Linked DNA regions of Mus musculus: all the other regions are linked to region 2. Evidence: chromatin loops called from intact Hi-C (ENCODE). Cell type or tissue: heart. All regions are shown on one strand.

Region 1 (8,000 bases), 370 kb after region 2:
ATATAATTTTTATATATCGAAACGCACATATAAATATATATGTATGCATATATACATATATTTGTGTGTGTGTGTGTGTGTGTGTGTGTGTATGTGTGTGTAACTTCCCTTGAGCAGCAGTGCCAGGCCCTTTGTAGAGACCCTATGAAGTTGTCTCAGCCCTAGCTGCCACCCTTCCATATTCCACATCAGCAGTCTCGAGTCTATGCAGTCTTCTTGAAGGGCCATGCTGTTAAAGGTTGCTACTGCCCGTCTGCCTAGACACATCTCCTACTGCAAAGCTGAGGTGCTCTGTCCTTCCTCGCACGTGAAGCACCCCACCCGGGACCTTGTCTCATTTCCACATGCCTCGACTGCAGCCATGACTTTGTCATGGCAGGGAACTTCTGCTATTGCTCCCCATGGCAACTGTGAGGAGACTGTAATACGGGGAGGATGGATTCCAAATCCTGAAATAGACGTTAGTCATTGAGAGGGGCAGGAGCCATGCAGATGCTCAAGAGCCCCAATAGTGATGGGGGAGTGAGGTTATCACTGTCATGGGCATGGGGACCGAAGTTCTGAAACCGAAGTCTCTTCCGTAAGGAACGGAAGGACAATCCAAGCATCCTACTTCCTGAGGAAGCTGACCTGGGTCAGGAACACGAGTGCTTGTGGCCTTTACATTGTCCTGTAGAGTTAGGTATTTACAGATTAGCGATGGGTGTGGTAGGCTGGGCCATCAGAAATGACCATCAGATCCAAACAAACCTGCCATCCTGGCTGTAATGGAAATGACAGTGAATGTTGTCAAATGTGCAGCCCCAGAATCAAAGGGACACCAAGAACCACTGTTATGCCATGATACTCATAGAACAAGGGCTGGCACTGGGTCCCTGTTCTAGAGACATCCACACCCAGAAATGCGAGTACTCCTGAAAGAGCCAGCACGTAGAGGGCTTCCCGTCTATCCGCCTTCAGACTTCACCTTCAGTCCAGCATCCTAGGGGCAGGGAGACACGCAGAGGAACCTTGACCTGCGAGGGAAGTGCCAGTCTGTGATCAGCAACTCAATCTGGAAAAGCAGAGAGGAAAGTCTAGCCTTGACGTTCTAGAACAAAGAGTTGAGAAACAACAGTGTGAGCTTTTGCTAATATTAAGTGCTGAAAGAAATGTCTGGTGGTGCAGAGAGGGTCCTTCCATAGTGGCCATGCTGTGATGTTTGATGGACACATGTTTGCTGTCTTCAACCAGTCTTGTAGCAGACACGGGAGACTTCCCTGGCTCTCGCTTCTAGAGGACTTTCCATAGGAACGTGGAATCTAGAGTCTCTACGCCTGCCTTTAGCTCATCTGGCCCTTGGGTGTGGACTACCCTGCTCAGAGGCTCTGTGGAGGAGCCTGGGAGTCGGGCAGGCATCAAGTCTGCTGCGTATACTCTAAACCTGCTACCCAGACAGATGTGTTTTATCTGCCTTCTCTCCGTTCCATATAAAATATCCTTTAAGAGAAGGATTCCATTGCTTTTTATAATATTTGAAATGTTTGCCTTGGATACTCTTTTCAAAGCCTTTTCTTAACTTGATAAGAGCTAGAAAAGAACTCGAGGCTAGACTAGAAGTCCAGAATCCTATTCACACATTCAAATTTGTCAGCTCTGGGACTGCCCTGTCCTGAGAGGACAGTCTTTATGGCCCCTCCCCGATCTGATGCCTGAACTCCACACCAGGCTGAGGACCCAGCATAAATAGAAGGTGGACGGCCAACACCACACTAAAGGAGCTTGGAGAAGCTGCAGTGCAGAGACCTCACCACACAGCTGACAAACGAGAGCGGCAGAGAGGAAGTCCTAGTGAGCGCCAGGCTGGGCTGATTTTACCCCGCCCCCGACTCCTCCATGGCCCTTACACCTATCTCCTGCCAGTTCCCAGTTGACTCATTGTCTTCCCCTGCCTCTGTGACTCACTTAGAATAAAAATGTCCCCCTCACAATGCCACCAGTGTTCCCTGCAGGGCATTGGACATCTGTTTGGGATCTGTGACCCCTAGAAAACTGCAGTAAATAAATGTCGCCATCCATCATATAAGCAGCTGCCTCAAAGAGCCCAGACTAGAAGAAACTTCCAGAAAATTCTCCCCCACCCCACCCCACCCATCTCCCCTTCTCTGACAAAGCTCCTGGTCTCACTTCCTAAACAGAGCCTTCCAAACAGGGCCACATTCCCTTCCCACCTTCAAAACAGCTGAGCCCTGGCACTGAGGGACAGAACACCTGCCTTCCTCGAAGTGTAGCCAAGAGAGCTGTGTCCCAGGCTGTGATCAGAGCTAAGCAGGTTGGCAACTGAGGCTGAGCCAAGGGTGCAGTCAGGCTAAGGGGTAACTACTGAAGGAACAAGAGCCCAGAGTGTGAGAGGAAGCCACAGAAGGTCGCATCTGCCTATGGGCTCCACTTCCCTCCTTACACCAGTAACCACATGAATAAGGTCCCTCTGTGGTCACCTAAGAGCCGAGCCTTCTGGCCACAGCAGGCTGTGACTTCCTAGACAACACCCACACACAGGCATGACCCTCTATGTCTTCCTCAATCCATAGTCCTCCTCATCTCTCAGGGCCCTGTGTCATTTTTTTTTTCCTGCAGGATGTGGTTGACATCTGTCCCCTGGTACCTTCTTAGTCTCCCTATCATCCACTGTAGCCCAGAACTCACGGTTCCCTTCCCCCTGGATTTTTCCATTCCTCTCTACTTTAAGCCACATTAATTCTCCTAATGCTTATTTCCACACAGCCAAGTAGTTGCTCCCTCAAGGGCAATGGCCGGAGCTCTGTCACCACTCTCACAGCGGCTCCTGATACCGCTCCTCACAGTGCTCGCCCAAATGTACACATGCAGCTCTCGTGTAAGCGGAAGGCTGCGCCTCCTGACACCTGGAGATGTCTCACAGACGCCCGTCATTGTGCCTCTGTCCCCCCTCTTCCCACCTGACATACACTCATTCACCCCATTCTCTCACCCTTCCCTCAATGTACACCCTTCCCTCAATGTACACCCATTTGCCATTTGTGCTGTCTCTGCATTCTCTGTGACCAGATCACGGGCAGATGTCAGCATCTCTATTCCACAGGAGCAGAAACTTCCTACTAAGCTGAACGGTCCATCTTCCCTCTTGTGCTCAGCAATGGGTCCCCAGCCCGGCAATGTCCTCTGCCACTTCAGCTTCAATGACAAAGGCAGAGATGTACCAAAGTTCTGGGAAGCAAGAGGATAAAATAGGCAGAGAGAGAGAAAGAGGACAGGCCACATTGGGATGTCATTCACTCTTGGTCCAAAAAAACCCTGAGAAAAAGGCTTTCCAGTCAGCTAGGAAAAACAAACAGAGCCAGAATGGAGTCAGCTGGAGGAAGAACAACCTAGCAGCCACCATACAATCAACCAGAATCAAGCGGCCTTATGGACACAGCTCTGTCACCGTGCTGGAGAAACCTGAGGGGGCAGTGTTGCGAGTGTCCTGGGAGGAACTCTGCGGATTTCTATGTTATCGGCTGGGGGAGGCCTACAGCGTTTGTTGGCCCCTACAGGCAAACACAGTGGCCAGACCTTCGAAACAGGACGCCTTTGTCCGTGACTGACACCCTGGCCTAGAGCCCAGCTCCGCTTCAGGGGAGGATTTAGGTCACAAGAAAATGGGGGCTGGGGGGAGGTGGCTATAGTTTTAGAAATCTGTCTCTGTAAAACTCGGGGAGGTATTTTACCCCTTCCCAGGGTCACACCCTTGCCCTGGCTGACCTTACTTTGTATTACTCTGACTTTGAAGCTAGAGCTTTGGCTGGCCTCCTCAGCTTCTTTTTAAAAAATGCTATTTGGCAAATTCCCACCCGACTGGAACCTCCCCCATCGATCTATTACCTCTTTCTAGTCAGCTCAAATCAGTATGTCTTTCCCAACCTCTGTTCAGTTTAAAGACCCGTGCAAACATGACCATGAAGCCCCTGGAAGCTTCCGGTAGACTAGAGAGTTAACCAAGGAGCACGAAATTAGGACTGATTTCCAAAGCCAGTGAGCGTCTCAGAGGAGGATGGTGCCCTGGCCTGCTCATACTCCCCGGCTGTTTCTGCTTTAGAGAGAAGTTGCTGAAGGTATTAAAGCAGGCTCTTGAAGAACGACCCAGTCACAAGCTGCTGTGATCTTTCTACTTCAGCTGCCCTTTCTAAACTACTGACTTTCATAGAGGTCAGCCAGAAACCCTGCCTTCGAGGCCAGTCCTTATCCTCAGTGCATTTTTATAAACCTTGGCAAATCGTTTTTCCATCCCTGTCTCTTTTATGAGAAGAGCTAACTGCTCTCTCACGCCAGGCGCTAATAAACTTTGTTCCTTCCTGTTGGCTTTGCTCGCCATCTTCTGGACAAAAGCAGTATTGCTACCGAGGTAGAGCCGGGCCAGGGCTTCTTAGCGCAAACCCAAAGCAGTTTGGAGAGGACCAAAATGAACTACTCCTGAATGCCAAGAGCGCAACAATGAGCCTCATTTGTTATGGCAAAGACGTGCTAAACACTTCTTTTGAGAAATCACGTCCGGGGTACCTCACCTTACACCTTAATGTGTAAGTGGCCTGTCGTGTTGTACACGATGTGATTTGTGATGGGCACACATCACATAGTCTCTAAACCAGAAAGCCTGAAGTCTAGGGTCAAACATGGAAGATGTCCGTACATTCGAGTGAGATGCTGCCTGCTCGGAGTCCTCAAAGAGCTGGAGCTCAGAGCAATGGGAACCATGCAGAGGAGGTGGCAAAGCTGGCACCGACTGACAGTGGGGGAAAGAAAGGATAAACATGCTTAAGGAACACCTTGTGGAATCAAAACACTGCTCCTTCACAGCCATAGATCCAGCGACGCAGTTAGGAAGGTGGCCACTAGGAGGCTTAGAATCCTGGCAGCAGGGTAGTGGAGCCAGGAGAGTCTGGAGTTCAAGGTTGGCCTTGGCTACATAACAAGTTCAAGGCCACCCTGGTCTATATGAGAATCTGTCTCAAAATAAAATAGAATAAGGAGGCAGGAGGAAAAAGGAGAGAGGGGGGTTATGGCTTTTTTTATCAAGATAATTCTGCAGACCTGACTAGATCTACATGTGTGAAACAGAACACAGGGTGAAAGGAAGAAAAAAAATCAGACTTACAGCAAACCAGCTTTGGTTTCAAATCTCCACCCTGCCAGGTGACAGCTGTGTGCATGTGAAATCAGTTAGGTATCCTGATCCACAGTTTCTCATACAGGCAGGGATGACCACAGCAGCTCTTCAGAGGGGATAAAATATGGTCACATGCATGTTCTGATACATGACTGACACCAGGGCACAATGCCAAGGTCCCAGCTGCTATGCCCAGAGAACTTACAACTCCTCCAGGTCATTTTCAAACCACCTGGGACAGACTGAGAACATTGCCTATCTAGAACTGAATAGAGTTGGTCCACCTCCTGCTGGGACTGTGACCTGGAGTCACCAAAACAGACATGTGCGAGTAAGCAGTGAGGACGATACTCAGAGCTTCAAGGAGCATGCGCCAAGGTCAGGGATGTACGGTAGGTAGTCTCTGCAGATTCTTTTTACCCTCACTCTCACGAATCCAATGTGGGAAAAGCAGGCTCCTTGTGAGCTCCGGACTGGTCCCAGAGTCAGTGCACAGTGCTCAGCCGCAGCTCCCCGGGAGCAGGGGACGGAGAGCACATGCGGGAGGATGAATCTAGATCATCTGCGGAAGCCAACGTGCTCCCATTTCATTTACTTCAAGACTCTTAGCCCCACCTTATGTGAATGTGAATTGTAAGTTGTCGTGGTAGGCGATTAATCCCACTCAAATGGCTGGGACATTTCCAAACTTCCATGTGGCTGACACTCTCCCCTCCAATACGCCTGGGCTGTCCTCTAATCCCAAGCAAGTAAGTGGAGACAGTTGGCCACTTACTAAAATCTATATTCCAATCTTTGCAATGGGGGCAGGGGCTGGGGCCGCTCTTGCCGGCTCTTCCATGATTGCTGTGCTCTCCCTCCTGCAGCCTCGGGCCTGGTCTCTCTCCTTTCCCGACACAGCGGTTCTCAGTCCCCTCTCTGTCCCTTTGCCCTCAAATCCTAAAGTCCCATGTCTGTCTCCCTGCCCAGCCATTGGCCGCTGGCCATTTTATTCACCAATGAAAACCAAACGAGGGCAGGAATCCTCAGGGTTTTAGATGCAGGTCCTCCTGCAATTTTGGGAACCCATTTAACATAATACAAGCATTAAACCAAATCCACCACAGCAAGTATCCAGCATTATGTAGCACAGTGGAGGGAACTCCTAAAACTCGTACGATCAGAGACACTTGAGCTTCAGGCTGCAGACCTCAGATTGGCCTCCTGAGACGATCCCCCTGGGAAAAGGTACCTCAGGGTTGCTATCTGAAAGCAAAGCCAAGGTTAAACTCCTGTCGACACAGGTCAACCCCTGCACTCATGCCCCTCTTGGAAATGTGAGCCTTTGTGTATCTGTTTGAGACAGGCTCTTGAGTAGCCAGGCTGGTTCCAACCAAAGTCACTGGACAGATCAGCCTTTGCCCGCCCCTTTCAAGCAGTGGAATTCTAGGCTTGCCCTGCCATGCTTGGCTAACACAAGCCGCTTGATCCCTCCAGCAAGCAAAGGCATGTAAAACCAGCCCGAGGACACTCCGTTCAGAGCTGTCTGGGGCTTGTCGTTTAAGCTGGTGGACAATTGTCTTGGGACACAAGCATCCATCTGGGAAGGCGTCCTCTAACCCCAAGCATCATCTCCCCACCCACCCCCTTCCAACTCTACCTCTACAGCTAAATGCCAGCGTTTGGCTCAGGAAGCCTCAGTTCAGTGTAAAGACAAATATACATGGTGAGTGTTGTGCCCGCGTTGTTATCGGCCGGTTCTGTGTCTGTGTGTTTCAGTTAACACTGGATCTCCTTCTGGGTTACAACTCTAGCCAGCACCTTGGATTTCCTAGCAAGGACGTCAGAGCTGGATGTGAGTTGGGCAATCTAAAGGACAGGACAGGGCCAGAGCTTGCGGAGAAGAAACACAGGCTGAGCGCTTTCACTATTGCCAAACTCAGGTTCCAGGGGGTCTTAGAAAAATCCAAACAGGCATGGGATGACAGCGCCTTACCATTCCATCTTTCTGTCTGGTTAGCTTCTGGAGATGCTGATCCATCCAGGGCCCTCTAAGCTACCTGCAGCACTGAAGGGCACAGGTGGGCCTTGGACTACATTCAGTCTAATATCACCCCCCACACACACAACCCCACCACACCAACTCTGGGAACCCAGCACACTTGCTACCCCAATTCAAGCCCCGTGTGCCTGTGCTTCTCCCGTGTTATCCTTAAGCCCCATATCCCCTTGTCCTGACTCCTTTCTATTTTTCCTTCACTTCAGTCCCCAGCTCTTACCCCTCCAAGTCCTCGTAGGGCCACACACACTCTACTCACAACCCAAAGTGAGGCCAGGCACATACAGCCACGGCTCAGCATGCCTCCTGGAAGGTCGTGTGGGCAATGTGGTGATACCCGTGGGCCTTCATGGTTGTTCCTAACTTGTCATATGTGAGCCGGACGGCAGTTGTCTTCGCTTTGAGAACGAGCTTTCATGGTTCCATGTGCTGACCTAGACAGAGGACCTCAACATGTGGCTAGAAGACGCCTCCATGGCCATACTCCACACGCCATATTCCTGGGGCAGCCACTGACTGCTTCCCACTGGTGGCCCTCATGTCAATGCCCTTCAATCCACTTCGGCCTGTTGGTCCAGCCCCCAGGTGCTCCCAGTGGCAGCCTCTGTGTCTCCTCCTCACAGACCTCCACAAACCCACAGGCTTGGATTGCCATCAGAAGTTCTCTGGAGCTGAAACCCTTCCCCGAGGGTCTGTGGGTTCAGGGAGTGGCCCGATCATTCTGCAGAAAGACAAGAATCCCTGGAAAATCTGAGCCACCGCTCAACAAGGGCAGGCCACGAGAGGGCAGAATTGGCC
Region 2 (8,000 bases):
CCCACTGGCCGTTTTTTTGTGATGACTGTGATGCAGATGAGGGAGAAGAGCCCCAGACAGCAACGTCAGGAGAGGCAACATGTAGATTCTGACCCAACCTAGGACTATTTTCTCGGTTTGAAGTGGGAAAAGATCTGATGAACTGCTGCTTGGCTCACTGATCTAGAGGAAGCCTTAGGGAATCAATCACAGAGCTGTAGACAAAGCTGGCGGGGGGCGGGGTAGCTTCTGCTTCTTCTCTCCTGGGAGGACACAAGTGTCTAGGATGTAGTGGCCATGGCCGATTACACAATGCACCCGGTGGCCTCACAACCCATCCAGCTCTCGACCCTGGCACTCGCTGGGCAAGGGTGGAAGGAGTTGCCAATCCAGGTCATTGTTTGCTCAAACCAGAGTTCGGCCAAAGCTGCCAGGCAGTGGGGATTTTAATTCCCAGAAATCCAACTTGGAGACAAGAGGCATTAGGGGGCAGGGGGAGGGGGAGGGATGGTTACAGATGAAAACATCTAGTAAAGATGTTCAGAAAGACTGCTCGCTATAGCAATGGAATCCGTCTGTCCTTCTAGATGTCCCTAACTCCGTGGGTTAGGTCACACCGAATAACCCTGCAACCACTTAAAACGATAAGCTCAAATAAAAGTGTGCTCTCCATGTATCTGCACTTGGTTTCCTTTTGGCCAGAAGAATCTTCTGCCTCAGCAGGAGCCTCTTACGTCACTCAGGGATGAGCCTCTCCGTGTACCTTGTTTAAACAGCAACATGGCTTAGCCAATACAGCACAGAGCGTCCCACTGCCTGGTTGAAAAGAATACATCTTTAAGGTCCCCGGGATTGGAGGAGGCCAGCCCTCACTCATGGGGTCTTTGCAGAGATAAGCCAATCCGAGAGGCAGTTCGCCCTTGACTGTTTGCCCTTACGCCTGTCCCTTGTGGCATTCTCAAGCACTTGTGTCTGGCCTGGGCCACCGGCCTGCCTCTCGTACCTGCCTGCTTAAGGCAGCATCTGAATTATTTTTGAAGCAAACAAGCAAGAGTTGTTGAATGTTCAGAATGCCGGTGACGGTGCGTCTGGTTAATATACGAGGTCTCCTTATCGCTTTCCGCTCAGGGTTGGACATTTGCAACCTTACCATCTAAAGGGAGCAAACATTCGGAGTGAATAAACTGAATGGTAGTCACTCTGTGTTCCGTTCATTTCTTTGTTTGCTTTTGTTTTGAGACAGAGTTTCACTATATAACCCTTAGTGGTCTGGAACTTGCTTTGTAGACCAGACTGGCTTCAAACTGACAAGAGATTTCCCTGCTCTGCCTCCTGAGTGCTGGGATTAAATGCATGTGCCACCACCCCAACCACCAGCATATTCTATATTTTATTAATGAATATGAGAACATTTCTTGGGCTCAGAATTATTCACTATTGGAAGTTGAGAGAAGGGCCATTTGGTCCAACATATATTTTCTCTGAAGGACATAGTGGTTTATTACAGAAATGTATTTCCAGTCCCCTTAGAACTGAAGTTAACAAAATGGATAACCAGTGTAGGCCCTCCTGCTCCAGTCATGATGTGTGAAGTCACACAGGCTGGCCTCTTCATGAGCTTTGTGTGAACAGCCCAGGAGCCTGCTATACTGGAATATCATTGCTGCTCACAAATACGTCATGACACCCACTGTAGATGAGGCTTGAAGTGGGTCTCAGAGTCACCATGGCCCAGGTGACCACACAGTCACTGTGACTGAGAGACTTTTGGAGGGAGACAGGAAAGCCACTATGATCAGTGGTGCCCTCTCATGCTAGGCACACAAAGATGGCTTTGCCTCCCAGGTCCCTGAAGGCCACTGTGGCAGAGGATTCAGAGCCAGAAGACCTTGGGCTCACCAGGGTCCCTCTACCCTCTCACTGGTGTCTACCTGGTGTTCATCCCCGGGACCCAAGGATTCACGGATGAACCTGTCAGTCTTACAGTCAGACAGAAGGTCTGCTTGTTTGTTTCTGTAATGGTTTGCTCTTCATTCTGTTTTTTTGTTTGTTTGTTTGTTTTGTTGTTGTTTGTTTGGTTTTTTTGTTTTTTGTTTTTGAAAAATTAGTTTGTTTTATTGTCTCTGATTCCTCCCTGGCCAATGTTGTGGTTAGCCCAGTGTCCCAGAGAGGCCCTTTCAGTCAGTTTATGGAAACTGAGTCCTTCCTTAAAATGGTTCCTGTAGACGGGCTGGAGTGGAGCTCAGTACTGGAGCCTGTGCTTAGTGTGGACAGGGGCCTGGGCTTAGCTCTGAGGATGGGGGGGGGGGGTAGCTCAATGGGACAGCACCTGTCCAGCATGCCTGAACACCGGGGTCTGATACCCAGAATGACAAAGAAAAAAATGCATGCTAGAGAAAATTTCAGTGCCTCCTTGGCACCTAATCGGGGCTGCCACCTGGTCACCTCAGCACAGGGCTGGCAGTCCTGAGTGTCCTGTTGGCACCTTGCCCCCATTCACTCTTCAGTTAAATACTCCTTGCTAGGAGTACAGTGCTGTTGAGGGCTGGGGACGTGAGTCGAGCCAGCTAGACGAAGGCTCCTGCTGAAGACAAGATGGAAGGCAGGGCTGAGAGCCAGGGAGTGTGCTGTGGTCTCCCTGTGGGTCTTCCTGGCACATGGATGGGCTTGCTCCATCCAGTCAGTCTCTTCCTGCAAGCCACGGGCCGTGTGTCATGAGCGTCCCGCTAGATTGCTAAAGCTGTGCTTGGGAATTAGAAACAGGACACAAACTGAGGACTAAGCAGTAAACGGGAAAGCCGGAAAGGATGCTGCCTGGGGTTCTCTGAGACCCACAGCAATGCTCTCCTTACTGGCAGATTGCATTTCCCCTCCCACTCCTGACCATAGGTCCTTTCATTTCCTGTATCCTTTTCACTAAATTGAAGGATTAATGTACATGTTATGCACTTAAACAAAATGCATAGATATTCAAGCAGTTTCTCCATCTTACTAGATAGATTCTTAGCATTCACATTAAGAATGGCTAAAGGGGCCGGGCAGTGGTGGCTCACGCCTTTAATCCCAGCACTTGGGAGGTACAGGCAGGCAGATTTCTGAGTTCAAGGCCAGGCTGGTCTACAAAGTGAGTTCCAGGACAGCCAAGGCTACATAGATAAACCCTGTCTCGAAAAAGCAAAACAAACAAACAAACAAAACAAAAAACAAAACAAAACAAAAAAATGCCCAATGGAGAAAAGCGAACAATTTTCTCCCTACAGACCTTACCAAGTATCTTGCAGTTAACCATTTCAGCCACTAGGTGGCGAGAGTAGTTAGCAAGGCAAGTGGGTCTTTGTGACTCATCCAGGCAGGAAGAGGAGACTGGAGACCTAAAATAGTTTAACTGAGCGAGGTGACCAAACGGGTGCCGTTCTAGAAGGATACACTCTGAAGCTTCTGGTTTCCAGTATTGGCAAATATTTCCTTTCATATACAAAATTCTAAAGTTAGACAGGAAGAAAAATAAGAGTAGGACTAGCTCTCAAAAAGCAGAGCCGTAGAAGCTTGCCCTGTCTGGTCCTACTTTTGTCTGTTTGAAACGAAGACGCTGAAATAATTTCTGAGCTCATAAGCAGACTACAGTGTCTGCAGCTGCGCTCTAAACCCCACCCGGTGGGGACAGAGCTGTTTGGAGCTCTATGAAACAGGCCGAGTTTGTTTGTTTTTATTTTAAATAGAAGTAAACCGCGCTCCCAGGATAGAGAGCCCAGCTACCGTGCTACTCTGACCATCTTGAAAACTGACAAGAAAGAATTTGTCAAGTGTTTGGTCCGATTGAGGTCTCACTGTTTTCTTCTGGGTGATTCCTGTTCGGTAGGAACGGGAGCAGCGCTTTCCTATCAAACTCACGATAGGAACCCGGGGAGAGGGCGGGAGATACATTTGTAATGACTTCACAGAATTTCCCTTCCTCTGTGAATACCTGTCCCAGGCGTGGGTCCTCAGATTCTCCACTGGCTAATGACATTTTAGTGTCTATGGAAATCATTAACTTCCCTGAGAGACTCAGCCTCATTCCTTTGATAACTGAAGCTGCCTATATCGCAGCGATGCATTCCTCCGTACTCCGTACTCTTTGGTAGTCACCAGTTAATCAGATTTCCTTCTGCTGATACTTTCTTTAATAAGAGGTATTTGGTGATGACGGAGGGGCAGTTCTAGCAAACAAAGGGTTTAAACCCAGCCCCAGGGGCTCTGGTTACGGCAGCCCACACCCGATGCAGAGCCTGACTGAATGCTATCGCTTTTCTAGATTAGATAGAAGAATTAGGGAAACATTTTTTTAGGATACCTATGGTCTGGTTTTGGTGACAGTTCATACAGTGGGAACTAGAAAATGTTGCGCTGGCCTAATACTGATAACAGAAAGTATTTTAGAAGGCAGCACTCTATTTACAGTTTTAGTAGACTATCTTTTATTTATTTACTGTTCATATCATAAATGTAAACAACGTGTCACCCCACAAGCACCCTGACGCGCCCTCTCCCCCCACTTCATGTACCTTTTTAAAAGATTTGTTTATTTATGTTGTGTGTATGAGTGTTTTGCCTGCATGTATGACTGTGCTCTACATGTATGTATGGTCCCTGCAGAGGTCAGAATAGGGTGTGGGATTCCCTGGAAATGGAGTGGTTACAGATGCTTGTGAGTCACCTTGTGGGTTCTGGGATATGATCCCAAGCCCCCTGCAGTAGCTACAAGGGCTGCTAAGCACCAGCCGTCCCTTTAGTGCCTCTTCTGGCTCTGTTGCTCTTGTGATCCACCAAGCCAGGTTCTTTCTGTGGGATCCTTAGTGTGACACAATGCTCTCCTTCATCCTCGCACGTGTCTCTGTCATGGCCCAGGCTGTGGACATTGCCATTACCCATGAGTATGGGGGATAAGGGCTGGGCGGAGCCATTGCTGTTGCTACTGAGACCTTCAGCGGTACACGTCATTTGCAACCAGAATATGAAGGAGGGGGACGGTGACCTACTTTCCAAACTTGCAAGATCATGCTTGAATCTATGTGACCCTTAGACATTCTTGACCTTTCCAAATTTTTTATCTAAATTCTGCCCGATTTCAGAGCTGGGACTTGATGTTTTATGATAGCGATTCTTCAAATTGTTCCTATTCAATAGGTTTTTTTTTTAAATGGCAATCAGTAGTGGTGATATAGTCCTGAACGATACAGAATTAAGCAATAACCAGTGAGCTCTGTCTGTGGGGCCACCGGAGAGGCTCGGGTGGTGTGGCCAAGCCTGGATTCTATCCACACTGCCACACACTCCCCCCCCCCCCTAATTTTTAAAGGTGTCTATTAAGAAAGAAAAATGGGAGAGATGGCTGTTTGAACCCTGCACCTTAAAAGAATGCTGTCTATCTAGTATGCTTTGGTCATATGGAAGTGGTTATCTCTGAAAGTCCACTGAGAACCTTAGTCCAAAACAATAGTTTAGTCTGTCTTGTTTTCTCACATTCTTTTGAAATTCCTTATTTCCCAACAAGGGGGGAAGTAGGTGTCACTTAGGCGACCACTTTCTGAGACTCCCCGAACAGCACGCAGTCACCTCTCCTGTCCTCTTAGGCTCCTGGGTTGGAGGGTGAGCATCGCCCAGCTAGTGAAAGCTTTACCTAATTCTGTCCATCAGAAGGCGGGAAGGCCATCTGCGTGCGGGGACCACGCACTTCAGGGCATGCGTGCTGAAACTGTAACTACACTTCCGAGAAACGGCTTTTCAGATGTCAGCAGAATCCCTTTGCTTTGCCCACTCCAGAATTAGATACTTCTGTTGGGTCTTTATCTTCAAGGTCAAGATCTTGTCTTGTGGAGTGTTTTTGAGACAAGAGTCTCACTCACTATGTAGCCTGGCTGGCCAGGAACTCATCTCGGTCTCTAGCTCGGAGATGCTGGAATTAAAGGTCTGTGCCACCCCACTTTCTCTCCCCCTTTTATTAATGAGCACACAAAGACAAGATAATGCCTCTGGCCTCCTGGAGTTTCCAGTTTCTCTCCCTCTCCCTCTCCCTCTCCCTCTCCCTCTCCCTCTCCCTCTCCCTCTCCCTCTCCCTCTCCCTCTCCCTCTCCCTCTCCCCCTCCCCCTCCCCCTCCCCCTCCCCCTCCCCCTCCTCCTCCCCCCTCCCCCCCCTCTCTCTCTCTCTCTCTCTCTCTCTGTGTGTGTGTGTGTGTGTGTGTGGCCTTTGGAGGCCAGAAGAGAGCATCAGATTTCCTGGAGCTGGGTTAAAGACAGGGCAGCAGGGAGTTTCCTCTCATAGATGTAGATGTGGATGCGGATGTAGATGTAGATGCGGATGAAGATGTAGATGTAGATGCAGATGCAGGTGTAGATATTGATGTTGGGAACTAAACTGAGGCCCTCTAGAAGAGCAACAAGTGCTCTTAATCCCTGAGCCATCTCTCCAGCCCTTGAAGCATCAGAAACATTGGTGAAGGCAAGCAAGAAAGATAAGAGAAATTAAACTATTTCCAACAGGAAAGTTGCCATAAAATAGCTGTATTGTATTTCCAGTCCATAAGTAATCATAGACATTGTAAGTTCCATTCCTGATCCCAGGAGCATACTGAATGGCTCTTTAGCTGGCCATACCGTCTTCTGAAAAGCTTGCTTGCTCTTGCCTAATGCAGTTGGAGCTGGTAGCCCTGAGTGTGCCTTTTAGGACTGCCCTTCCTTTTAAGAGTATGCCTTCCTTCTTGTCTGCCCATCTGCAAAAGTCCAGTGTTCCTCCAGGTTCTGCTATTGTGTAGCGTTCTAAAGGGCGAGGAGATGGAGATCCAGCCTTCAAGTGGACCTCGGTCCTTCTCTGGGAGAGAATAAGGTGGCAGGCCCTGACATAGAAGGGGGTACATAAGAGGGGAGAGACTTCCAGGCTGCTGAATGATGAGATAAAACCTGTAACATTGGGGAAGCGGAAACCTTTGTGACTTCCTTCTCTTTGTCTCGCTGGATCTGTTTCCCCAACACACCCATGGGGATGCCTGCTTAGCTGCAGTCACCTCCAGGCCCTAGGGGCTGGGAGCCACATATGTGAGATTCACCTTCTTCCCCTCCCTCCCTTGCTCCTCAAATAGATAAGGAAGGATAGAACTGGTCAAAGCCTTTTGGCATTTGGATTTTGCAGTTACCAGGGAAAGAGGCCAGGAGGCCATCAGCTTCAGCTCAGAACTCCAGACTTACGCTCATCCGGCCACCTCATATTACCCGTTACATTGTGTTCAAATGAATTGTGAAAATAAGTTATCGCCGCTGTGCGGGGTGCAGTTTACGGACCCATCTGTCTCTGCCTCTCATAAATTTCCCTTCCAGATGACCACAGCACGGCAGAAGTTTCTGTCTGTGCTGGTAAGCGGCAGGCAACTGTTGTCACTGGCTGACCTCTGGTTAGAAGTCCGTGGGAACCGCATCGCAGGCTTCATTGATGGGGTGGAATAGTTAGTTCTGCGGCGAGGTCTGTCTCAGGGTTAGAGGGAAGTGCTTGCGGATATTTGTTTCAGTCCGTGCTTTTGGTATTTTGACCAAGTTGGCACTGTTTTATCTCATCCAAACAGAGATACATGACAAAGGACAACTGCTGTTGGCTGACTCCGGTTCTGTGGATGCATTCAAAGAAGCGGTGTTGCTTCTATACATGGTCAGGAGTTAGAACTGCTATAAACTGCTTCCAGGTAGATGAGATTAAAAATAATAAAAAGATGAGTAATTTTTAATTACCTTGCTTGCAAAATAGTTGGATGTTACTGAAGTACTCAAGAATGCAGACTCTTAAAGTATCTTAAAAATGTATCATTCAAGCAATAGATTTCTTTCAAAAGATAAATTCCCAGTTGGTCCTTAATACCCCCATGCTGGCAGGGCATGGAGCAGTGTTATAAGACGTGGATGTAGCGTGAGTGAAGTCCCGGTTTCATCCAACATCACACACGAGCGAAAGGGAGGGTTATATCATCAAACTGTACTGGAATCGGTGCCGAGTGACT
Region 3 (8,000 bases), 81 kb after region 2:
TCACTGTCCTGGAACTCATTCTGTAGACCAGGCTAGCCTTGAACTCAGAGGTTTGCCTGGCTTTGTTTACCAAGTACCAAGTGCTAGAATTAAAAGCGTGCCTCCTTAAAGGCCAGCTATTGCCTGGCTAACAGAATCAAACATCTTTAAAAACACCATACGATTTCTGTATTTTTTTGAGACAGGGTCTCACTACGAAGCCCTGATTGGCATGGAATTCACTATGTAGACCGGGCTAGCCACAAACTCATAGATATCTGCCTGCCTCTGGCTCCCAAGTGCCAGGATCAAGGTGTGTGCCACCATACCTGGCTGAGGAGTCCTTTTGTTAAAGCTACATATAATATGACCTTCTCTCCTCTCATCAAGACTGATACTAAGAGATCCATACGATAACTTTCAGTATTGTACCAGTCTCTGGCTCCCTCACAGCAAGCTTATTTTGGGGGCCTCTCCCTACTCTCCCACCTCACTAAAGAAACAAACATATTTATTTTAGAAGTCAGGCTCCTCCCCCTCACCCCAAACTAACTGCTAGATTTTATTTTGTTTTTCTCATCAGATGGGTTTTTAAGTACAGGGTTTGGGAATTTCCTTTCTTGACATCCTTTGTTTTTTCTGGAAGAGGTCTGCACTCCTGCCCCAGGGGAGCCTTGGATATGCCATCCTGCCTCTAAAGAAGTCTGTCCCTGTCAGTGGCTCTGACCCCAGGCCCTGTGGCTCTCTCCTCACCACAGCCTGCTTTTCCCAGCCCAGTGGAATTTTCTCTGTGTCACACAGGAAATCCAGCTCATCTTTCGCGAAGTCTCCGTAAAGGTGATCAGTCACCATCCGTGAGGCCTCAGACGAGTTGCCCCCTCTGACCCTCACGTTCCCATCTGCTTTCAAGGTTTGATGGTGCCAGACATTACCTGCATTAGTACAGCCAGGATTCCTGTCTCCCGATAACGAAACAAATACTCCAGACCGATCTATATGTCCTGTTGTTTGCGTGAATGAGGGGCCAGCTCAGATCCATGACTGGATCATGATCAGTGTTACTTCCACTAGAATGATGGTTGTCAGCTCGAGGCCCTACAAGGGACATCTGGATGTCCACAGACATCTTTGACTATCCTAAGTCGAGAAAATTAGTAATAACATCTAACCCTAGGACCGGGGATGGAGCTAAACATTCGGGAGTTCCCAGGACAGCCAGCGTAGCAGAGTTCTTCCCCAAAGGCCAAGGCTGAGAAATCCTGAGCCAGCTTGGGACTGAGGACCTGTTCTTACCCTATTGTTCACAGCCAGTATCCTTGAGGGCCTCTGACCAGCCAGGGAAAGCAGTGTGGCTCCTGGGAAGTCCTCACGGGTTGTCAGTCTAGCGTAGAGGGAAGGAGAGCACCTCGGAGGGCAAAAGCTATGTATGTGGATTCTGCCTAAGGGACACTTCTGGGAATGACCCTCCTAGAATTAAAGGCTCTGAAGGTGCTTAGGACCAACAGGACCTGCTTTAATTTATGAATGTGTGTGAGACACGTGTGTTCAGATGCCCAAGGAAGCCAGAGGTGCAAGTCGGGTCCCCTGGAGCTAGAAGGACCCAGAGGCAATGGGAGCTGCCCGATATGGGTACTAAGGTCTGAACTTGGTTCCTCCAAAAGAACAAGCAGTGCTAACGACCGAGCCATCTTTCCAGTCCCAGGATTACCCTGATTTAGAGTTGCTCCTGAGAGTCTAGTCCATGGAGAGTCAGACAAGAGAGATGAACCCGAAACTTAACACTGAAAAGGAAGGAATGATGTGACCATTAGCCGTAGATGATCTGAAAAGTCCAGAAGGGTCCATGGGAAAACTTCTTAACAAAAACTAAGAGAATTCAATATAGCGGAAAGGTGCAATGAGAAGAGTCGACTCATCTATGGAAAGACTGAAGATATCAAACAATAGCTTGTGTCCTTCAGCAGTACGTTCAGGTACAGTTAGTTACCATAGAGATGAGACGCAGCAGGACTTCAGTCAGCCCCATGGTTCTGTCTTTGTTGTCTATGAGTCATCCAACCCTTCCTAGGGCTTGATCCTTGTCTTGGTGGTTAAAAGCGACTGCTAACACCATGCACGGTAGCCTCATGCAGGACAGGAGAGCGAAAGAGGAGAGAAAAAGTGCCACACATGTGACTGTCGTGCATCCATGCTCAGCCCCAGAGGAGACTTTGAATTTTAGTTTATCGCTGTGCAGCTTCCTAAGGAAGTGAGGGCATTTGGGACAATCAGCAACCTGGCATAAAACGCAACAAAAAAGGCTCAGGATCGGCACAAGGGAATCACTAAAGGGCACAGATAAGATCTGAGCAGATGGAAAGACAAACATAGTTATTGACCAAGAAGATTGAGCATCATAAACTATCAGCTCTCCCCAAGTTAATTTATAACTTTAAACATGTTCCCAATAAAACCAGCAACAGGACTTAAAAATATGTATAAACAGACGACTCTAAAGTTCATATGGAAAAATAAACAAGAATCGGAGAGCTAGGAAAATTTGAAAGTGGAGACCAGCCACACGGAGTATTAAGCATATAAATCTACGATAACTAAGAAGTGGGATATAGAAAAATGTTAAGGGCAGAGGTGAAGGGCAGAGGTGCAGTAGAGACTCCATTTTCATATGCAAATTTTCCATTCAATGGGGAACGATGGCTACTAAACATCAGGTTGCTTCCAGATTTCTAGGAACAAGGAGAGTTGGAAGTGCATCTCAAACTTCTGTCAGAATAAATAAGTGCACTAATGATTTATGTTTATAAAAATGAAGGTAAAGCAAGAGGGAGAAACATTAGCAGAATATATAGATTACTTGAAAAGGGGGGGGAAAATTCAACCTAAGACATGGAAGCCAAAACCAGTAAAACGGAATATCCACTGAATTAAGTAAAAATAAATGATCTTAGTAAAAACTCCAGTAGCTTACAACCAAAGTCAAGTAATAACCCTGCACCAAGTCTGGGCCCTAATGGGGAAGCGCTCTCGAAAACCAACTGCCGCAGTGTGAAGAAGCGCGCGTGCATGCATGCACATAGGCATACACACCCACACCCCTACACACCCCGACTGCAGCACCTTAAGCATAATGAAAACAAATGCTGAAAAACTTCTACAGAGGTGCAAGGATGTTCTGAGACACTGTTTAAACCTGGCACACACCGAAGCTTGGCAGCATAGCATGCCATGGCAAAGTGTCACCTGTTGCCAATGGAAGGTTAGGAAGTTAGCCTCTAAGGAGGACAGCTTGGTGACCCACTGAAAAGGCTAAACATGGATGGCATTGGCAATAAATCAAATAAAGGTTATCACATTGGTTCATCTATAAGGATCATCTATAAGGAAAGGGGGACAACTAAAGGCCTTATTCTTGAAACATAAAAAAAGTCCCAGATTATGGATATGCGCACGTGTTTGAGGACGAAGAAGATGAGGTTGGTACCTGGGCAGTTGTCTTTCTGAAAAACTGTTGGTCAGGATAGCTAAATACTTGTTCTGTGTTGAGCTGGGTACTGAGTACCTGGGAGTTCTCCAGGTAGAAAGACTCACCCCTGCCTCCCCCACCCCTCCCCTGCCCCAAAGCTGGACCTCTGAGAAGGCAAAGCTGGGCCAAGTCTGGACCTCCCAGCCCTCCTCCCTCCCAGAGGCCTACAGACTCCTAGTGGTTCATCGAAATATCACTAAAAGCTGCAGGTGAGAAACTCCTGGGGAAGTGGAAAGCCACAAGTCTGAGGGAGTCATTGCTGGACAGGAGAAGGAAAGAAACGGGGGAGGGGGGTGTGGACAGCACTGTCCTTCAGTGCTTCCTCCCCATAAACACACATAAACACACACACACATACCACACACACAACACACATACACACACACACACACACACACACACACACACACACACACAGAGCTTCTCCTGACAACCCTGCACTAGACAAGCTTGCCCCAGAGGGATGGACACTTTGTGGTGAGACTGAAAATCTCCAGAGAAATGGCCTTCTAATGGCAGCCCAGGCTGGTTCCCAGGGATTGATTGTCTAAACCTTCTGTCCCCAAAGAAAGCAGTCACTCACCCTTCCTGTGTTTGGTTTTGTGTGCAAAGTTAAGAGTTTTCAAAGATTCAGATATCAGAGTGGGAACGGGAGGAAGTAGCCAGAGGTAGAACTCCGTACATCACTGGCTACAGGGTGGGAAGGAGTGTTTTGGCTAAGGCCAACCCAGGTCATAGCCAAGGGCACTCATAGGACTTGCTCATATCCAACAGCAGCTGGGTCAGCTTCTTCCCCAGGGAGAAGAGAGGGCAGGAAGCAAAGAGGCCAGGGAGGAGTGGACTAGAGAAAGAAGAACAGGAGGCAGGAAGAAACGAGAGGCTGTCCCTAACTGGCCAGAAGCCTATGAGAAGGAGGGGTGGTGCCTGCTGGAGCCAAAACTACTCCACCTGGAACCTGAGTCAGATCAGAACCAGGCTTGTGCGGACTCGGGGGGGTCTTTAGACTCATGACATACTACTATTACCCTTGCTCAACCCATATAAAGGAAGCTGCTTCTTACAGAGAAGAATTTAACACAAAGGATGTGGCCGAAGATGTTCACCTTTCACACACTTCAAAACATCGGTCCTTCAAACAAGTCCACAAACATAGCGTGTGGTCCCGAGCTGACAGACAGGGGACCAGCCCAGCAAGGTGACTTTTAGCAGGGCTATGCCACAGCCAGTGATGAAACCCTGACAGCCTGGATCCCAGCCCAGCATTCAGCCCAGCTTTCCCACCCCAGCCAGAGCCAAGCCTTGCCCCCTCTCGCTGCCAGGGCTGGGGTCGGTGGCTAGCTGCAGTGGCCCAGTTGTTTGGGCTCACTGTGCCTTCTGTAACTCCGGAGTATTTGCTTAGAGCAGCACTTTTCTATGTGATTGCTTCTTTCTCAAGGAATCCCAGCTGTAAGCAGAAATAGGGTCACAGATACAATGCAGGCAGGTCCAGAAGCACTTCCTGCCCCACCTCCACTCCAGTCTGGGTCCCATGGGATGCCTGGAGCTCTCAAGTTGAGATGCCAGCAGGCACATGAGCATGGCCCTTTCTGACCTCTGCTTGTACGGGAAGAGGCCTTCTTTGCAAGGCTCACCTCAATAGCCCAGAGTAGTTGCTGAGGGAGACACAATGTGAATGGTTACTCCAACCACATAGTCTAGATTCCTCTACAGAGCCAGGCCTGGGGTTTGCAGGGGTGGTGGAAAAATTATTTTCTACCAACCTGGTTTCTAGGTAAGAAATCTTAGAACTCTGGTGTGTTAAAATGGGCCTCAAAGAAACCACCTTGATTGAGGCTGGCCCGCTCCTGTGACTCTCACCTCTCCTATACAGAAACATCTGGATCTAGATTATTTCTCTTACCTGTTACACCCAGATTGACCTTGCTCAGGCACCATGCTCCTGCAGGCAGGGCTCAGCCTCCCTTGGTATGGATTTCAAATCCCTCTTTCCAGCATCTCAGACTCTTTGAAGTTGTCCCTCAAAGACACAGCTGTCTTGTCTCACTATGGTCAGGAACCCCGTTCTCTGGCCTCTTTCCCTTTGCCTCTACCTTCCATCTCCTTTGATTGCTCTCTTCACGGTCTGTCCAAATGCTAGCTTTCACCGAACCCTGAGAGCCACTGCTGTTGGCCATACATCAACAGATGTTGGCTACACCAACCATCCGTCATCTCCCCCCTCTCAAACTCAGCAGCTCAAACTCTTGTGGATTTTTTTTCCTGATTCAGTGATGCTATATATATGTGACCCTGAATCCCCTGAGCTAGTTAACTTGTGAAGGATGGAGGTCAGAGGAGACCTCCTTTCTCACAGAAGGATCTAAATATGAGTTCTAACCCTAATATGGCCCCGATTCTGTGCAGGATCCTGTCTTTTGCTGAGGTATTGTAAATGCTGTTGAAGGTTGTCCAGCTGGGAAATGGCCCTAGCCTGAGGTTAATGAGGCAGGTCAAAACCTACTCCAAGATTGCCTTGACTGGAGATGTCCCTAGGGTATGTGCTTCTTTCTCTCTAACTCAAGAAAGGCCCTGTGGTGTGTATGAGGCTAACCATGTGGCCTTGACCTGTGTTGCAGGGATTTGAAACTGGACAACATCCTTCTAGATGCAGAAGGCCACTGCAAGCTGGCTGACTTTGGGATGTGCAAGGAAGGGATTATGAATGGTGTGACAACTACCACCTTCTGTGGGACTCCTGACTACATAGCTCCAGAGGTAAGGCCCACCCACGTGCAGAGTTAGCTTCTCTCTCTTAGCGTCAGAACAGAGAAACAACCCAATGCCGTGCATGTGGGGGTCATCCGAGGATGCCAAGAGAAGACTCTGCAAAAGCCAGATGGATTCTAGGAGTAAGAGACAGGAAGGGAAATGGTTTCATGATTTTTCTGTAAGGATGGAGTGGTAGTGAGGATGGACTGGTGAGCTGAGAGCGACCAGCTAGTCCCCATGCTTGAGTAAGTCCTCGCTAAGTATCATGCATCCACCCAGAGCTACCGCCAGAGCTCGGACTAACAGGAACCGGTTGACTTGCAGGAGAGTTTTCACTTCTTACTGAATGGAAACATTGAAAGCCCACTGAAGAGGCAGCCAAGTAACTTCACCAGATGTCAGATAAACAGCAAAACCAGGAATGCTTTGCCATTTCCACTGAGGTAGCAAGTCTGTAGAGTGCGCATGCACATAGGACATGAGGACAGGGTAAGCAAAGGTCAGAGGTGTCTACTATGAGCTTTACCTGTGTGAAAGTTGAGTCACCATGTTGTGACCATTTGTCTTGTGTCCTTCCAGAGCAGTCTGACCCAAACTGAGAGGTCCTTAGCATGAATGATTCAAACTTAGCCGTGTAGTCACACAGACACTTAATTAAATGCCTTCGATGGTTTTTGAGACACGTAAGATGGGAGGCAGGTACCAAGCCTATTAAGCACTACCCGTGTGTAGAAAGCCGCTTCCATGGGACATCATCTGAGCACCTGCCAGACAAAGCTCTATGGACATGGAGCTGACTGAGGCTCTGGCTGCTCTTCTAAGAGAGCTTTTGGTCTAGACAGAGTGACACCGAAACAAGCAGAGCAATGGTGCCTAAAACAGGACAGGGCCCACAGGATATGGGAAGGCTTCACGGAGCTTCCAAGACCGGGAAACTGATCGGCAAAGAGTACATTTTAGGCTTGCTTTAACCCTAGGGATGAGGAGAGCATTGTTGAAAACAAGAAGGATCAGAGTGGGAGCGTGCAGAGAAGGGAAGTCCATTTCTCAAGGCTGCGAATCCTCTCAAGGCAGTGTCTGGGTTTCTGATCTGGGTACTACACATAGGTTCTAAGGAGTGGTCTTTTGACTGAGTGAGTGAATGAATGAATGAATGAATGAATGAGAGACATTTCAACATGACCAGAAGCCACGGGATGAAAACATCTTGGCCATTTTCAGGAAATGTAAATAACACAGCTAGAGAGCTGGCAGGATGACTCAGCAAGTAAAAGCATGTGTAGCCCTAGAACACACTCAAAGGTGGGGTGAGAGAACCAAAGGCTAAGCGTTGTCCTTTGACCTCCATGTGCATGTGTGCCATGTGACATGTGGCCTACACACACCACTCTAACCAATAAAATAAAACACATTTCAAAAATAGTAGAGATAGAGCAAATGGTTTGTTAGTGCTTGTAATAATGAACAAAATTCAGGTAAAGGAGCCGGGAACATGAAATCAATCCCGCAGGATCTATGGACCTGCTAAGGGTTTCAACGTAGGAGAATCTTTATCATGTCCATCCTGGGAAGAATACAAACCCCCAGAGCACACATCAGCAGGCCGAGGAGAGCCTTCGTGATGCACACCCAGCAACCACGTAAACCAGGCCTGTGGTGCAAGACTGTAATCCCAGCACTTAGGAGGTGAAAGCACGAGACTGGGGAGTTCAAGGTCACCCTCAGCTGCATAGCAAGCCTGCGGCTACCC

Evidence for each region. Hi-C counts contacts between places; a loop is a spot of excess contacts. Peaks named below come from ENCODE experiments on the same cell type or tissue, not always from the same donor. Only the 100,000 strongest peaks of a DNase experiment are listed, where the experiment ranks them.
Region 1: a loop joins it to region 2, with 8 times the contacts of the local background. A loop is called at or near these places in 17 of 42 quality-filtered maps.
Region 3: it touches region 2 in a loop (2.0-fold over the local background); 4 of 42 quality-filtered maps call a loop at or near these places.

The regions. Positions count from the first base shown.
Region 1 is chr17:86,901,953-86,909,952 of GRCm38, forward strand. No RefSeq gene overlaps it. Among named protein-coding and RNA genes, the nearest start is that of Tmem247, 11 kb to the right of the region's middle. In heart, CTCF peaks have their summits at 3,467, 4,383 (motif pointing left) and 7,987 (motif pointing right); DNase peaks (open chromatin) are centred at 3,539 and 4,369; H3K4me3 peaks cover 294 bases; H3K27ac peaks cover 1,998 bases; H3K27me3 peaks cover 1,260 bases.
Region 2 is chr17:86,532,716-86,540,715 of GRCm38, forward strand. The region is part of intron 10 of Prkce (protein kinase C, epsilon); the gene reads left to right. Among named protein-coding and RNA genes, the nearest start is that of Gm30284, 92 kb to the left of the region's middle. In heart, a CTCF peak has its summit at 3,278 (motif pointing right); DNase peaks (open chromatin) are centred at 3,316, 3,576 and 7,406; H3K4me3 peaks cover 1,221 bases; H3K27ac peaks cover 3,433 bases.
Region 3 is chr17:86,613,775-86,621,774 of GRCm38, forward strand. Prkce (protein kinase C, epsilon) reads left to right here. Exons shown (of 15, transcript NM_011104.3): 12 at 6,118-6,256. Among named protein-coding and RNA genes, the nearest start is that of Gm52297, 52 kb to the right of the region's middle. In heart, no CTCF peak of the experiment used is centred here; DNase peaks (open chromatin) are centred at 686, 4,307 and 5,017; H3K27ac peaks cover 1,141 bases.